Regions from separate parts of the Homo sapiens genome. Here region 1 is linked to region 2. The links are chromatin contacts, found by Hi-C or POLR2A ChIA-PET in ENCODE. All regions are on one chromosome and are shown on one strand. The core of a region is the stretch at or near the end of the contact, and the rest is flanking DNA. Distances in the headings are between cores, read along the strand shown.

Region 1 (4,785 bases), core at 235-2,734, 280 kb before region 2:
CAGTTATGAACACTGCATCCCGACCCTATCCTTCACTGCTGCTGCTAAGAAACTCCCTCTTGGCTTAGGATTGAGGACAGCTCTGTGACTATGACTTCCCAAATGAAGCCCACTGACTCTCACCTGTTGGGTCCTTCCCAGCCTCCATCCTGCCCCATTGGCTTTCCCTGACTTTTGAGCTGTGGTTACATGTTCCACCCCTGGAAGGCTCCACCCCACTGTGACCTGTGCACAGCAGGCACTGAGTATGCTTGGTGTCATAAATTAGCTTGCTTGGCTCCATAACATCTCCTGTCTCTTTCCTGCCCCGCCAGTTTCCCACCCTCCTCAGTTCCCGCAGCTTGTTTGCAGCTAAGAAACCGCACTGCTCATGGCCGGCTGCTAGAAGAAGGTGTGTGTGTGGAAGAGTAACCAGAGCTACTGCTGGCCTCAGCACAGGACTCCATAAAGGAGAAAGCCATTAGTGGATCCCAGCAGGACAAGACAAGATGACACAGGATGATTCTCTCGCTGGTCAATGGAGGGCCATTGAATTGGTCTTAATCTGCAAACTTCATATTTGATCATTTTCATGTTTTCCCACACTTTAACTAAGGGCTCACCATACATTTTGGTGTTGCCAAAAGGATTCGTTGATATATAACTTGGACATAAAGATCAGAGTCCCCGAGGAGTCCCCTTTGCTTCCCTAGAGTTCTCCAGTTCCAGGCGTCTGCCCTGAACGTGCGCAGCTCAATGATGTGGTCAAAGAGGCTGGGGCTCGGGGAGCAAGATCAAAAACACGCAGCCCTTCAGAGTCCTGGAGCCATCTTCCCAGGTACTCCATCAGCAGCATCCCAGAGATCCCCTGCAATCAGCTGGGCCATCAAGAGGAGGCCACTAACACCACCCCACTCTCTCAGCTGAGGACCTTCTGGGGAGCACCACTGGATAAGGCTAGATTGCGTGGCCGTTAAAACTTTGGGACTGACTTCACACAGTGGATGTTTACATTCTAAGAAAGTTTAATGTATGTTTTCTCTAATAATACTTTCAATTATAAAAGTAATACTTGTTCATTTTAGAAAATTTGGAAAATAAAAGGAGCACATTAAAAAAAAAAAAAAAAAAAAAAGACAAACCATCACCTGCCATGACGTCTAACCTTCTGATGTGCTCCAGGGAGTTGGACCCTTTTTCCTGGCGGCAGCTGAAACGGTTGGACCTAGCCTCTCCTTGGTCTGTGCAAAATCACTATTATAAAGATGGCTTCTGTCTGTCCTCTGAAAGGTGACGGGTGTGTTCGGACTTTAGCTTCACTGTCAACAGGTTGCAGTTAGGTCTACCTGTAAGTTGTCCTCCATTCTAGCCTACTTAAGAGAAAACAGCACAGCTTCGCGAGAGCTCTGTCTCCCACACGAACTCCGCTTTCCCATCCACCATGCAGGCTGCCATCCACAGCAGTCACTGTACCAGGAGCCACTCAAGGTGAGCCAGTCCTGGGCCGACTGATGGGTTGATTTCACAATTTTCTGTCTCCTGAAAACACATCTTTGTACCCATCTTTGTTTTCTTTCTGGGTCTGTAACTGTATTAAGCTCAGGGCTCAATTCCTTCCAGCTTCAAATATTTTCCCTGCCCAGGAGGTGGGGAGGAAAGCACAGCGTCTGCTATTTATGGTGTCAAAGAAGGTTTGTTTATCCTATTAACATAATCAACAGTTGTGCCTCCATGGCACCCTAGACAAGTCCCTGGCCCACTGCAGCACTCTGACGGGGAAATCACACTCCAGGAAAACAGCCCGGAGGCAGAGCAGTGCCTCAGGCAATCAACACGTTTTTCACTAAAGTTTCCCAATCTCATTTCTGAAGGTATTTCTGAAAAGCAGCGTGGCTTCATAGCAGGCCCAGCGATGGAAACCACAATGCCAAGGCTGAAAGCCCAGAAGTGCGGCCTCAGCTTCACGGTGCCTCACCCTGTGTGCACACTGTGTGCATGCATGTGCACGTCCACACGTATGCACGTATGTGGGCCTGCACGTTCGGGGCAGGCCTCGTCCTGGTATCCCCGGGTACATACTCCATGCCAGAGTCTGTGCTGGTTTCCCTCACAGACATCTCTTTGGCTAATCCTCCCAGCAGCCCTGTTGGAGGTAGGGCTCAACAGGTAGCCCCGTTGGCGGTCGTTTTTCCTTATTGGAGAAACTGTGGCTCAGAAAGTTTCACTGACTTTCCCAAGGGCACAGAGGAGATAAAGGGCAGAATCTGGATCAGAGCTAGAGTCTGGCTGACTCCACAGGCCAGCCAAACCCCAAGTCACCAACAAACTCCAGGTGACTCCACCAATCTACCTCTGAGACCTAATGTAAGGCAGACAAAGAAAGTGAAGGTACAAAGATAATCTACAAATGCTTTTAATAGATGAGATGTTAATTTTAACAATAATGCAATCATGTAAATTCTCTCCAGTTGAGAAAGGTATTATTCTTCAATTCAGCTTGTTAAACCTCCTTCAGGATTCTAAAACCTTTTAGACTCTTAAATTGCAGCCTTCCATGTCCCTTGTCCTGCCTCCAGCACACTCTTCAGTAAACAAAAGTCAACAGCACCAGGGCAAAACTAAAGGAAGTGCTGGATGGTCTCAGAATTCAGGATGACAGTACCCGGGAGGCTCGCATGTGTGGGTGCATGCCGTGGCAGGAGAAGGCTGCAGATATAGGATGAAGATGATTTTAGGAACAGGAGCTCAAGACCTCTAGTTCCAGCCCCTTTTAGATCCCGTGGTTGTCCCAGGCCCTAAAGGGCACAAAAAGCTGACTGCTCATTTGTGGGCTTGTTATCCACACCAGATGGCTTTCAGGGGTGGATTTAGATTTAATTGGCCGGACTGAATCAGAAGAACCATGTTAAAGAAATCCTTAGGAAACTTACATGGGTGATCCCTAAATTACCTTCCGAAGAGCCATGCATGCGTCCTCTGGCTGCTCCAGGTGTAAAAAATGCCTGTAAAAAGATGGGACTATGGGCCATATTTACCACGTTTATCCAGAGAGTTGATTCTCCTTAATACCAGGAAACTAGGCAACAGCTGGAAAGGAAAATATCAGAAGGACTTGGAGGGGACACAAGCAGGCAAGGTACCTCTGTCCCTCGGTGCTGCTCACACACGAGTGGCCCCTTCTCTTTGTAAATACAGACACCCAGCAGATCTGTGCTCGAAACAGCCCTCCATGGAAGGGGAGCAAACTACAGGAAAGGGTTTATTTAAAAACACCAAGGACCCAAAAGAAAAACCAGAATGAAGTAAGTGCAGAGGAAAGTGTTCTGAGTGTGTGGAGCACCCACCTCCGCCCGCCCCGCCTCCTTATCTTCTCCCTGGATTCCTGAGGGCTGCCTGGAAGAGGATGAATGTCCACACCTCCCTGGAGGAGCCCACGGTAGGGGACGGGAGGCTGACACATAGAGAGGGCGACACAGTGCACCCAGGACTGTGACAGAAATCCATGCAAAGTGCTGAGGAGAAGCCAGCAGGTTCTGCCTGGAAGGTCGGGGATGGCTTACCAGGGAGGGGACAATCATGAGTCCTAGGCAGGAAAGGTCCTCTGGAGAGAGGAAATGGCACACGCGCAAGCACGGAGGCATGAGGGGCCAGGGTCCTGGAGGACACTGGGCCGGGACAGATCAGACTCCAGGCAAGGAGGGAGATGGCGCCAGACTGTGATCATAAGCTTCACGATGATGCAACAGCCAAATATTTACTGTCTCACAGTGGAGATTAAACAGCCTCTCCATAAAACACACCGGCTTGTTCTCTGCATTGACAGAACTTTTTAAACCATGAACTGATTCCCCAACATAAACTACACAACAGCCAGCTTTATGAAGAGAGCTGCATTGCTGTTATATAAGTAGAACTTGAGTAGAGAGTGACCTTTTTCCTTTTTTAGAATCAGGGTCTTACTCTGTTGCCAGGGCTGGAGTGCGGTGGCATGATCACAGCTCACTGCAACCTTCAACTCCTGGGCTCAAGGGATCCTCCCACCCCAGCCTCCCCAGTAGCTGGGACCATAGACATGTACCACCACACCCCACTAATTTTTTTGGGCTATATTTGTAGAGACAACATCTCACTATGTTGTCCAGGCTGGTCTCGAACTTCTGGCCTTAAGCTATCCTCCTGGCTTTAAGCTATCCTCCTGGCTTGGTCTCCCAAAGTGCTGGGATCACAAGTGTGAGCCACCACGCCTGGCGGTCTTTTTCATATATTACTCTCAGTGTGCTAAACTCCTCACACCAGGGAAGGTCCAAAGGTCATCCACACCTTCCTGATTTAGAGAGCATTTCTGAACACTGTGATTCAGAAGGGTGTCCGGAGGCATCTCAGAGGCAGTAAGTATTTTAATTATTAGTAGAAACGTGCAGAGTGCAGAACACCAGAACCAACAGTCTTTCTATGAGAAAGACCAGTTCTAGTCTCCACATGCTCATGTCTCACAAAGGAAGCTGGGACTCCCACCACCTGAGGAGACCACTCTTCACACTGTTCTTCCAGTAATCTCGGTACACACACCCAAGTGTGCACACCCTTTTGCATATATGAGCAAATGCTTCTCACTGATTGTTTTCCACTGAACAGTATAGAGTGAATTTCCTTCTGTAATTTCTTTAACCAAGTCCCTATTGTTGGCACTGGTTAATGTCAGTCCAAGTTTTCAGTATTATAATAAGCAACTTAAAGTGGACCACGCATTTCACTGCTGCAATGAGTGTCCTTGAATAGTTATTGTTGTCATTGGTCTAAACTGCT
Region 2 (5,116 bases), core at 1,554-4,053:
CATCAGCAGCAAGAAATCATTTTGGTTACAGTCACTTGAGTCTTAGCTAACCCTCATTAGAGTCTCATTATTTAAGTGTCAATGGTATAATAGGACAGTTCTATATTAACTAGAATGGTTTAAAAATCATGACACCCTATTTCCCAGCATTTCTGAATGGCAAAATGTTTACTGCTCACTGGTGTATGTGTTTAGTTGTTGTTTAGGTAAACTGAGCCAATAATAAACATATATTATTGGTCGTTCTCCTCCATTAAACTATGTTTGATCTTTCCTCTGTAAATCCCCCATAGTAGTAGTCACTGTGTACTTTCACACATTTCAAATGCAATATGTACACATGTATGCATATATACACAGATAATATCCAAATACATATGTACACAAACACACTCTGGGTTGTGGTATTTAAATACACACACACATACATATCACATGTATAACTTTTTAATTTCTAAAAACAATACTTAGTCTCATTATTTGAAATACATTTTCTCTTCCCTTCTGTCAGAGATCACTTCTTTAGTGCTGGCTGTGGTCTCCGCTCCTGCAGAGTTCTAGCCTCCCAGTGGAACCTGCCGACGCCCTGAGGAAGGATCCCTCGCAGCACAACCATGCAGGGTCCAGAAAGCAGAAAGCAGCTAACTGCATTCCGCTCTAGCCAAACAGAACTCACCCCATCTGTATCATCTACGCATAAACTTTGCAAATAAAGTCCTGGATCCAGTACTCTGAAATAACTTAATGAAAACACATTCTACTGCTAAAGTACCTTTGCCTTGGCTTCCAGTGCTGTGATACACTTGTACGCGGTAATGCAAATAGGCCTGGAACGAGCATACTTTGCCCTCTCGACCCGGCCAATTCAGACTCTACACATCTGTAGTGAGCCCCAAGGTTCTACATTTCCTTTTCTTTTTTTCCTTTTCTTTTTTTTTTTTTAAGAGACAGAGTCACCCAGGCTAGATTACAGTGAAGCCATCACAGCTCATAGCAGGCTCTGCTTCCTGGGTGCAAGTGATCCTCCCACCTCAGCCTCCCATGCAGCTGTGATCACAGGTAGGCACGCCACCAGGCCCAGCTAATTTTTAAAATTTTTGTACAATCAGGATCTTGCTGTGTTGCCCAGCCTGGTCTCAAACTCCTGGGATCAAGAGATCATCCCACCTTGGCCTCTCAAAGTGCTAAGATGTCAGATGTGAGCCACCATGCCCAGCCTCCACATTTCTAGCAAGCCCCCAGGAGACACCAGCACAGCGGTCCAGTGACACGGCTCTAGACAGCCCTGGTGTGTTTGCAGATCAAGGTAGCCTGCCTTGACTCCTCTACAAATACTTGTTCAAATCCACAGCAGCAAGAGCCTGCTGTGAAGGCAGCTATTCGAGTGATACCCATAAGCATGTTAACATGGATGTCAGGTGACGGACAGGGCCACATGGGAGGATGGAGGACAGAACATCCAAGGGGATACCAGGAGGAAGGGGTCGAAGAAGGCTGTGAGGACACTGAGTTTGAGAATGAGACCATGCCTGCTGCAGAAACCTATGAACCATTCAAGATGAAAAGAACACATCTCTCTGGAAGGAACTCCCACACTGCCGACTCAGACTGACTCCAAGTGTGAGCACATGACGTCGGACAGCTCGCTAGGGCCCCAGCAGGCTGGGAAACAGGCACGGATGCTACCAGCAGAAGCCACCACGCAAATGGGCTTCCCCTCAGGAAAAAAAAAAAAAGATCATCTACCCCGGTTCATTTGAAAAGACACAGATGCTCCAAATATTCCCACATTAACGGATCATTTTAATTGAAAATAGAGACATGCTTCTACTACCTCATCAGAGCACTAGTTCAGAGCACAATATCTGATTGTAAAGATTGTCACTGTGTGTAAGCCAGCTGCTTACATTTCATTGAGCCAGTGTTTTAAAAAATTACCAAGTTCCTCTTCATTTTACACCATTCTTAGAATATTTCCCAGTATTTTCTCTATGAGACCACTGAAAAATAACCATTGGCATTGAAATCTTGCTCAGCTTGGGAGCCACTATTAACTAGTTAAAGTTTGGACATGCTGCTCTACAAGCTACTAAATTAATAAGGGTAAAAATAAACTTCCAGAAAAGGCAAACCCTACATTAGTTCAGCCCTCTCGCATTCAAAGACATGCAGCCTTTCCTCATTCTTGTGGGTTTCATAAACTAAGAAGCACAGAACACTGTAAACTGATTTACTGGTTTCCATACATGCTGCCAAATTTCCACTTCTGCAAAACCAATTTCAATCAAACAAAAACCCTAAAGTTAATCTTCTAGTTCCTCACATGGTCCAATTTATTCAGAATGCAGGGTAAAAAGTTGGAAGACAAGAAATCAATTGTTGGCGAATAATGTCAATGTTAATTTACTGTCTTCATTTTTTAAATCACTACTTTGTCTCAGGATCATTTCCTCCTCCAAGTTCTGGAAAGTCTTTAAAAAGTGGACACTGCCAAACAATGGCCTTGTTATAAGCCAAAGTTTAGTTATTTTAAGGCATTTACTTTACTGCCTTTTAGCTGAAGTTCTCATGAAAATCTTTCCAAGCCACTAACTTTGTTAAGAATTTTTACAGGTTTACAATATAATACTGCATAGCTTCTAAACATTTCAGGGTTTTACTCTGCCCATTACTTTAGCCTTTAAGAAAGCAGCGAAGTCTGGAGTTAACAACTTAGGTAAGAGAAAGGGACGCCAAGAGGGGAAACGCTGGCAGTGACTTAACAAGGCTGCATTCCAAGGGAACAGCTAAAGGGCAGCCTGCGGTGTGAGGCTCCTTGTAAGAGGTAGCAGAGGCAGTCTGAAGGCACAGCATTTTGCATGTGCTGACTCCCTAAGAGATCTCCCTTCCTCTGCCTTCAGTAGCATGCTCAGATGTGCATATAAAGACCAAGAAGCCCCATATTTTCAGATGCTCAGATGAAACCATCTCCCACTAGGCCAGAATCCCAACAGGGGAGGGAAGCAGGGAGAAGAGTCAAGCCGAGGGGGGAGGAGGGTAAAGGAGGAACTGAGACTAAGGAAAACGGATAGAGAGTCCAGGACAGACTGGCAGGGGAGGCGGAGTGGGCACCATCTGCAGTCCATCGACAGGAACAAAATATTCTGCCCTGGGACAGGAAAACAAAGGAAATCAGTAGAAAACTATAGTCTTAAACTTAAGAGGAAAATATCTCTCCAGGCACATCTTGGAAAGTACAAGAGTTTCAAAAGACTAAAAAGAATGTGTCAAGCCAGGTGCACTGGGGGTAGTAGTTGTCGTCCCAGCTACTACAGAGGGGAGGTGGGAGGATCGCTTGAAGTGAGGAGTTCAAGTCTAGCCTGGGCAACATAGTGAAGCCTCATCTCTAAAAAATTGTTTTAAAAGAAAAAGAAACAATGCATTGGTCTGCCCATGTTACCTTAAGTCAAAGCTCAGGAAGGACAGTGGGTGACTCACAGTCTGTGCCAGTTCTCATGGCATGCAAGCTGTCACCAGGGGCCCCAGGAAAGCTGCTGGACAATCCTTACATGTGCGTGATTTCCAATCAGCCAGCCAGAATGCGGGGCCCCAGCCTCTGGCTGAAACCTTCCAGAAAAGCAAAAGATGAGAATGAACAAATGAAGTAGCTGGGTTACACACGACGTCTGAAGTGAGGCTTGCTCATCTCAGTTAGACAGCAGCAGGAGCTGGATCTGAGCGAAAACTGACGGCTGATCTCATACATGCAAACACCAAACACTGCAGAGGTTGTTTACAGAAAGTGAATTAGCATTCACAGGCTATGCCCCTGGGCAGCTTCACTATCCTGATCAAACTGTCCCCGTTCTTCTCAAATTCCACCACCACATGTGACAGGTGGAACGGGTGATGCTGGTTTTAAAATAAATGAGATAGACCACTCTTCCAGTAACTGCTAAGGCTGCAGGCCTGTGTGCACACACTAAAAACAATACAACACAGACACACACACGCGTGAAACTGACCAGTGATCAGAAGTAGAGTTTCCAGACGTTCCAAACATTACTTTGATAATTTTTAAGTGCACAGCAAAAAAAAAGTGTATCACTCTACATCTACATAATTACATACCAAAAAATGTTTCTATTAGAATTATTTGGCCCTTACAAGTGAAAGTACATTTTGCAAAGATAGGTGTCACTGAACTGCTAAAGCAATGTTAGCAGTCGCATTCATAATTCACAAGTGCAGTCTGAGAATATTTTCACAAACCTCTCCCTTGCCACCATTACCCTGTTGATTCTAACCAAGACCTAGGCGTGAACTCAGAAAATGCTGTTCTTTCACAAAGAGATTCCACATGAAAGGAGATCTAGCCTTCAGTCGACGTAAAAGATTTTCTACCTCACTGGAACATAAAATTGTAACTCTTAGTATTACTCTTACTCAGAATTCTGTTCATTTCAACTCTCTTCCTAGTCAGTGACTTGCCACCTCTGAGGCTGTGACTGAAACTGTAACTTACACTCGGAAGGCAGCTCCAAGGGTAGTGTGGGGACAGGACTCCAGGGATCTGCCCACGGGTCTGGCCAGGACTGCGGTGCTGGGCTTGCTTCAGAGCAGTTCCCTCTCCTCCACGGAGAAGCCATCGCCAGGCAGCGCCTGAGCGTGGAGGCCCTGCGGCAGCCTGCCTTCTGCCTAAGACGGTCACTATGCCAATTCAAAACAAAACAAAACATAACTGATTCCCAGCTGTGCCCAGTCCAAGCCCAAATCTGGAGAAGGCAGCCACCAGAGACCCTCGGAATCCTCCCGCCTCTGGACACCTGAGCCCCATGCCAGAAAGGAAAGGAAAGCCAAGCCCAGGGTTGGGTGCCTTCCTCAGCGGGCTGTGTCTGTTGTCCCCGAGACTGCTCCTGCCCACATCTGGCCACGGACCCAGTGCGAGGTACCAGGAGTTGTGCAGGAGGAATGAAGCCACGCCCTGCCCTCGAGGAGCTCCCAGGCTAGCTGTGAATGCAGGGCTGGAGGGCAGAGGGCTTATGCGGACTCTGTAGCAAAATGATCTTCTGTGTTCCTGGGTCCACAGGAAGAAGTCGGGGGAGCCCTAAAAACAAGCCCCGAAAAAGCCTTTGTT

What was found. Hi-C counts contacts between places; a loop is a spot of excess contacts on that map. ChIA-PET counts read pairs that join two places held with the same protein, here RNA polymerase II (POLR2A). Pooled maps may share reads with other maps.
Region 1: a loop to region 2 is called in a map of sigmoid colon, with 5 times the contacts of the local background. The contact joins two enhancer-like sites. A Hi-C loop is called at or near these places in 4 of 168 maps with a recorded cell type or tissue (CD8-positive, alpha-beta T cell, chondrocyte, naive thymus-derived CD4-positive, alpha-beta T cell and 1 more), 1 of 37 single-sample maps with no recorded cell type and 5 of 50 pooled maps. POLR2A ChIA-PET finds 5 or more read pairs at or near these places in 2 of 52 experiments (Panc1 and T-cell).

The regions. Positions count from the first base shown.
Region 1 is chr18:13,541,215-13,545,999 of GRCh38, reverse strand. All of the region lies in intron 4 of LDLRAD4 (low density lipoprotein receptor class A domain containing 4), which reads right to left. Among named protein-coding and RNA genes, the nearest start is that of MIR4526, 68 kb to the left of the region's middle. RefSeq lists enhancers at 3,067-3,588, 3,589-4,112. Within about 2 kb of position 1,484, at least 2 of the 41 ENCODE cell types and tissues checked have a DNase peak (open chromatin) inside an H3K27ac peak, as active enhancers do.
Region 2 is chr18:13,266,183-13,271,298 of GRCh38, reverse strand. The region is part of intron 1 of LDLRAD4 (low density lipoprotein receptor class A domain containing 4); the gene reads right to left. Among named protein-coding and RNA genes, the nearest start is that of C18orf15, 29 kb to the right of the region's middle. RefSeq lists a silencer at 2,635-2,929 and an enhancer at 4,826-5,116. Within about 2 kb of position 2,803, at least 13 of the 41 ENCODE cell types and tissues checked have a DNase peak (open chromatin) inside an H3K27ac peak, as active enhancers do.